2 separate regions of the Homo sapiens genome follow, and region 2 is linked to region 1. A link is an interaction called in ENCODE POLR2A ChIA-PET data of the cell type or tissue named here. Cell type or tissue: PC-9. All regions are shown on one strand. Links, peaks and the distances in the headings refer to the core of each region. The heading gives the core; the rest is flanking DNA. Region 1 overlaps LOC105370228 (a long non-coding RNA gene). Region 2 overlaps TDRD3 (tudor domain containing 3).

What was found. Peaks named below come from ENCODE experiments on the same cell type or tissue, not always from the same donor. Only the 100,000 strongest peaks of a DNase experiment are listed, where the experiment ranks them.
Region 2: POLR2A ChIA-PET joins it to region 1 with 8 read pairs; 2 of 35 experiments call an interaction of 5 or more read pairs at or near these places.

What each region holds. Positions count from the first base shown.
Region 1 is chr13:60,350,243-60,353,162 of GRCh38, forward strand. The region is part of intron 2 of LOC105370228 (a long non-coding RNA gene); the gene reads left to right. Among named protein-coding and RNA genes, the nearest start is that of TDRD3, 46 kb to the right of the region's middle. In PC-9, for the core only: no CTCF peak of the experiment used is centred there; a DNase peak (open chromatin) is centred at 1,309.
Region 2 is chr13:60,409,934-60,412,853 of GRCh38, forward strand. All of the region lies in intron 1 of TDRD3 (tudor domain containing 3), which reads left to right. Among named protein-coding and RNA genes, the nearest start is that of TDRD3, 14 kb to the left of the region's middle. In PC-9, for the core only: no CTCF peak of the experiment used is centred there; no DNase peak of the experiment used is centred there.

The sequences.
Region 1 (2,920 bases), core at 92-2,591:
TGCCAAAGATCCCAGGCATGAGAGATCCCAGCAAGTCTAGGAAATGCCAAAGAATGCAACATGGTTGGACCCTAGGATGTGAGGAAGGATTAGGGGTGACAGATGAGGGGGAAGGCTAAATATCTTGGACGTTATTCTGCAGAGATTTATAGGGCTTCAGATGACTGAAAGTAGTAGGGATATGATCAGATTCTTATTGTAGAACCATTGCCTGCTCATATAAAAAGCCCACCTAAGCCTATTCTGAAATTTACTTACTACTATCCTGATTCTCATTCAGTCTCAGAATTTAGTAAAATGAGATTCCTATAGTGGATGATTAACTGCATGCTCACTGCAAATTGGAACGTGTCAGAGAGTGTCCAGGAGGAATGAGGTTCTATTAGTGTGAAAGCAGCATCGTAGTCTCAGAATAAGAAACTACTGGGCACATTAGGTTGAAACTCTAGGATCAAGATAAGAAAGAACATGAATGGCATCTTCCTATTCAGTAACCTCCCCAGATAGCATACTGAAATGAAGAAGCAGCTCACTGAAAGGAAGGGTGGTAAGGTGAACCTGCTTGGTTTAGGACCTTAAATAAGCTATGAGTAAGGATAGCTCTTTTTTTTTTTTTTTAACTCCAAGGCGGAGTTTCGCTCTTGTCACCCAGGCCTGAGTGCAATGGCATGATCTCAGCTCACTGTAACCTCTGCCTCCCAGGTTCAAGCGATTCTCCTTCCTCAGCCTCCCGCGTAGCTGGGATTACAGGAATGCACCATCACGCTGGGCTAATTTTTTTTTTTTTTTTTTGTATCTTTAGTAGAGATGGAGTTTCAGCATGTTCGCCAGGCTGGTCTCGAACTCCTCCCCTCAGGTAATCTGCCCCCCTTGGCCTCCCAAAGTGCTGGGATTACAGGCACGAGCCACTGCGCTCAGCCTAGGAGAGATCATTTTTAAGAGCAGTTTAGAACAAAGTTTACATGATTCCCAACCCAGATCTAAAGACAGATTCTGCCAAGATTTTTTGGGAGGGGCACTGCATTGATAACCAATTGTTATGTAATTGCTGCATAACAAATTAACCCAAAACTTAGTGACTTAAAACAACAATATTTATTATCTCACAGTTTGTGTCGTGTCAGGAATCTGGCCATGACTTAGCTGGATGCTCTGCTTTAAGGTCTCTCACAGACTGCAATCAAGATGTCAGCTGGGCTGCAGAAATCTCAGGGCTCATCTGGAGGAGTATCTACTTCCATGGTCATTCCTGTGGTTATTGGCAGGGCTTAGTTTTCTTGTAGATTGTTGGCCAGAGTCCAGCTGCAGTTCCTTGCAATGTGAGCCTCTCCACGGGGCAGCTAACAACATGGCATCTGGTGTCCATCAGAGGGCAAGCACATCAGAAATCAGAACATTTTTGTAACTTAATCTTGGAAGTGCCCTATGCTCTATTTGCTAGCAGTTAATGTCCAGCCCACTTGCAAGAGGAGGAGATTACAAGCCATCTTAGGAGGTGTTTAATACAGGTAGGAAAACATGGGAAGAATAAGCCCCATTGAAAATCTCTCAATCTAGAGATAACATTGGAGATGGAGCCTGAGGTTGTAAATAAGGGGAACATGAGAGGCTGAGAAGGGGGATCTTCCCTTTTAAGCATTGGAAAGAGTATGGGGAAGAGAGGAGAGTCTAGAAGGTGGCAAGATGAAATACTGTCAGGATTTCTTAGGAAATAATGTGAGACATCTGCTGGGCAAAGAGTTATAAGATTGGAATTCCATTTTGCTGCTAATGACTTACTAAGCAAAGTTCTTCTGCATCTTGAAAATCTCGAGGTTGAACAGTCACAACTGGATGCAGGCTCTCTCCATAAAGCTGATAGGATGGCTTCTGACAGTCCCAGTCTCCCATCCTCCTATTCAGTAATCACAAGATGTTTCTGCCTGTAACATACATTCATTCCATAAAAGGGCTGGTTGGCCTGCCTATGTTATATGACCACTAGTGGACCAATCATTGTATGCAGGAGGGTGTAAGATCACGACTGGCCTACTCTGAGACTCATACCCTCGTGAAGGCTGGGGGCCTTGTTGTAGTCATTAGTACTGTTCAACAAATGTTTCCATTTCCCTTTTAAGCACATGTAAGGAAGGATTGCACTTCCTTGGCCTGTTGGAGTAATTTGTGGCTTTCTTTGACTAACGAAACTAAACAGAAGTGATGGGAGTTACTTTTTAAAAATATAACAGTTTTATTGAGCTATGGTTTACATACCATAAAAGCCACCCTCTTAAATTATAGAAGTCAGTGGTTTTTAGTATACTCACAGAGCTGCTCAACCATCACCACTAATTCCAGAATATTTTAGTCACCCCAAAAAGAAACTCCATACTCATTAGTAATTACTGCTCATTTTCTCCTCCCCCTATTCACTGTCTGTTACTAATCTATATTCTGCCTCTATGGATTTGCCTATTCTGAACATTTCATACAATATGTGGCCCTTTTGTGACTGGCTTCTTTCATTTAGCTTTAGCTTCTTTCATAATGTTTTAAAGGTTCTTGCATGTTGTAACTGATATTAGTACTTCATTCCTTATCATGGTTGAATAGTATTCCATTTATGGATATACCACATTGTGTTCATCCATTCATCAGTTCATGGACATTTGGGCTATTCCCATTTGGGGGCTATTACAACTAATGCTGTTATGAATATTTGTGTAGAAGTTTTTGTGTGGACATATTTTCAGTTCTCTTGGTTATATACCTATGAGTGGAATTGTTGGATCATAGGGTAACTCAATGTTTTCTTAAAGAAAAACACACACAAACAACTTCTCTACGGTTTTCCAAAGCACCTACACCATTTAACATTCCCATTAGCGATGCTTAAGCATTCTAATTTCTTTGCTAATGCTATTTATTTTCTTTCTTTTTA
Region 2 (2,920 bases), core at 92-2,591, 60 kb after region 1:
CTCCCAGAATTCCCACGTGTTGTGGGAGGGACCCAGGGGGAGGTAATTGAATCATGGGGGCCAGTCTTTCCTGTGCTAGTCTCATGATAGTGAATAAGTCTCACAAGATCTGATGGGTTTATCAAGGGTTTCTGCTTTTGCTTCGTCCTCATTTTTCTCTTGCCATCGCCATGAAAGAAGTGCCTTTCACCTCCCACCATGATTCTGAGGCCTCCCCAGCCATGTGGAACTGTAAGTCCTGTTAAACCTCTTTTTCTTCCTAGTCTTGGGTATGCCTTTATCAGTAGCATGAAAATGGTCTAGTATATTCAGTTAGAAAGGAGTTAAGATGATGAAATTATATTTCATGCTAGGGCCTTTAATGAGGCAAAGAAGTAGGAATCTAGGTATCTTGCAGTCTAAGTTGTCATAGAGTTCAAGTCCACTGGGGTTTTACCTGAGGACTCTGCTAAACAGAGTTTACTCTTGTTATCTTGCAATTATGAGCACCAAAAAGGACGTGTATGTGTTACTGTTAGGACATAAAGCATGTAAAATGGGCTCCTCAGTATCCTTGCTCAGTTCACTGTACTCAGAATGGCAAGTACTGGCAACCCTTTGTGTCTGTGCTGAGAGTGCAAGTTGATATTCAGGGGCCTCTACTCCTAGGAATTGGCCACGATCTTTTCTCTAGGCTGCCTGCTGATTCCCTTAGTATGTTCTAATTTGAGTAATAATGAGATTTCTCAGGATCGTTTTGATTTGACTTCTTTCCTCAGTTTTGCTTCTTGGGGATGGATAGGGTAGGGTTAGTTCTCAGGCTACATGAGAATCTTCTTTGGTTGCTACATTTTGAAGTTGTGCAAGAGCTGGATGTACGTTTTCCCTTATTTTGGTTGTTGCTGATAAATTTTTTGACTGCCTTTTCTGGTTGTGGATTTTTTGCTTTGGTTTTATGTTTTTTCCCTGTTTAATTACTCATTCATCAAAAGTCTTTATAAACATATTAATTAGATGTTTCCCTAGTAAAGTTGATACATAATGAAAGTTTGTATATGCGTATATTAAAAACATAATGGCTGTACAGTACCATGAAATTTCAGTGACCATTTTTGTGCCTGTGTTTACATTGTTGTTAGTGCAAAGTGGCCACCCAAAATATTTAACTTTGTTAATAAACATATCTAGCTGCTCTTTGCAACACAGACACCTGCCATAGTACTCATTAAATTTTCTACTAGTTATAAAGACTTAGTTAGCTATGATAGTTCACAATTAAAAGACACTCTCATATAATTAGATGTAGTTTCTTAACAAATTGAGAGTTTAACAAGTTGAATTAAAAATTCATGAAGAAAAGAGTGCAGTGTAGTGGTATATACTTTTACAGTTACAGGGTAATGAGAATGGACTTAATACTTAAATAATACATGACAGAAATTATGGTGTGCCTACTGAAGTTTGATTATCTTGAAAGTTCAACAGAGCCTTGACATTTTTACTAGTTTCTACTTATGTGAATAAGCATTTATTTTGATATTATTTTAAGCAAAATGCAAAAGCAGATTAAATACGAAACTGGCCTGAGCTACATTTTTCCAATGCTTAAAAAAAATGCCCTGCCTTAATTAGGTTGAAGGCTAGGCTGATGTAAGAGAAGCCTGGAGAACATAGGTTTTTTTTGGTTTTTCTTTTTTTTTGGTCACAAAACAACCCAAAATAGTTAGACAGTTCTGCTTTGTGCTGTCATTTAAGGACCCAGGTTCCTTTCATCTTATTGCTTTGATGTCCCCTCACCCCTTGCTACTCCAAGTGTGGTCCACAGGCCAGCAGCATTGATATCACCTGGTAGCTTGTTAGAAGTGTAGAATCTCAAACCTCACCAGCATCTTAATTTTAGTAAGATTCTTATTAAAGAATCTTATTGCACATTAAAGTGATTCTTTTGCACATTAAGGTTTGAGGAGCAGCACTTTAGGGTATTGTCATTGTCTTCATGGTCATAGCAGAGTAGCTGACAAATTTGGGTTTCCCTAGCTGGAATGGGAAGAACAGCAGAGAGCCATAGAGTCAGTTCCCTGAGGAAGAGAGACATCGTATCCTTGGTTTCTAAGAACTTTAATCTGACATCTACCTGAAAGGGATTCTGAGAACTGTGGCCTAGCTCAGTGACTCTCAAACAAACAACTAGTTAAATCTTATAAACTGTAAAACCTTGTGGTAGTGTGAGATTGCTCCAAAAGTTTCTGTACATATCCAATCATGTGACAGTAACAGAGTTTGTGGATTGGCATTAATCCATGAACCACACTTGAAGTAGGTCATATTTGACATATTTGAATTTTTCATTCAGTGATATTGTTCAGCTTACGGTAAATTTGAGTGAATTGGTGTGAGTAAATGAGGCTCTATTTTTTTGGCCTTTGATACTTTTTGATTTAGTTTACTTAATATTCTTCTACTTTTTAAAAAATAGTGATATCACTTATTTTTAGTGATAATCTTACGTTTGTAAGGACTTTTCAGCTTGAAAAGCCCTTTTCCCTACATTATATGGCATTCTATAATAGTAGGTAGTATGGACTGTATTTGCTTATAAAAAGGGATTACAAGCCTTGTTGGTTTAATCATGCTGATAACTAGTATGACACATCAAGAAATGGATGCTTTTTTAATGAAATGATGCCTTCTTTTTATGTATTTTGTAACTTTCTTATACTTTTAGTTATTAATTAGTATTTGTTTTGAATTGGTGTTATGAAACTTATCTGGGCCATTATATTGGCCAACTGCTTGATTTTTTTTGTTATTATTCTTGCCTTGACATGTTTTCATGGAAAATAAAATTGAATTGGACTGTTAGTGGTCTTTTAAAATGGTTTACCTTATCGCAGTAGCTTTCATTTCATGTGTAAATTAAATTGCTTATCATTATTCTTAA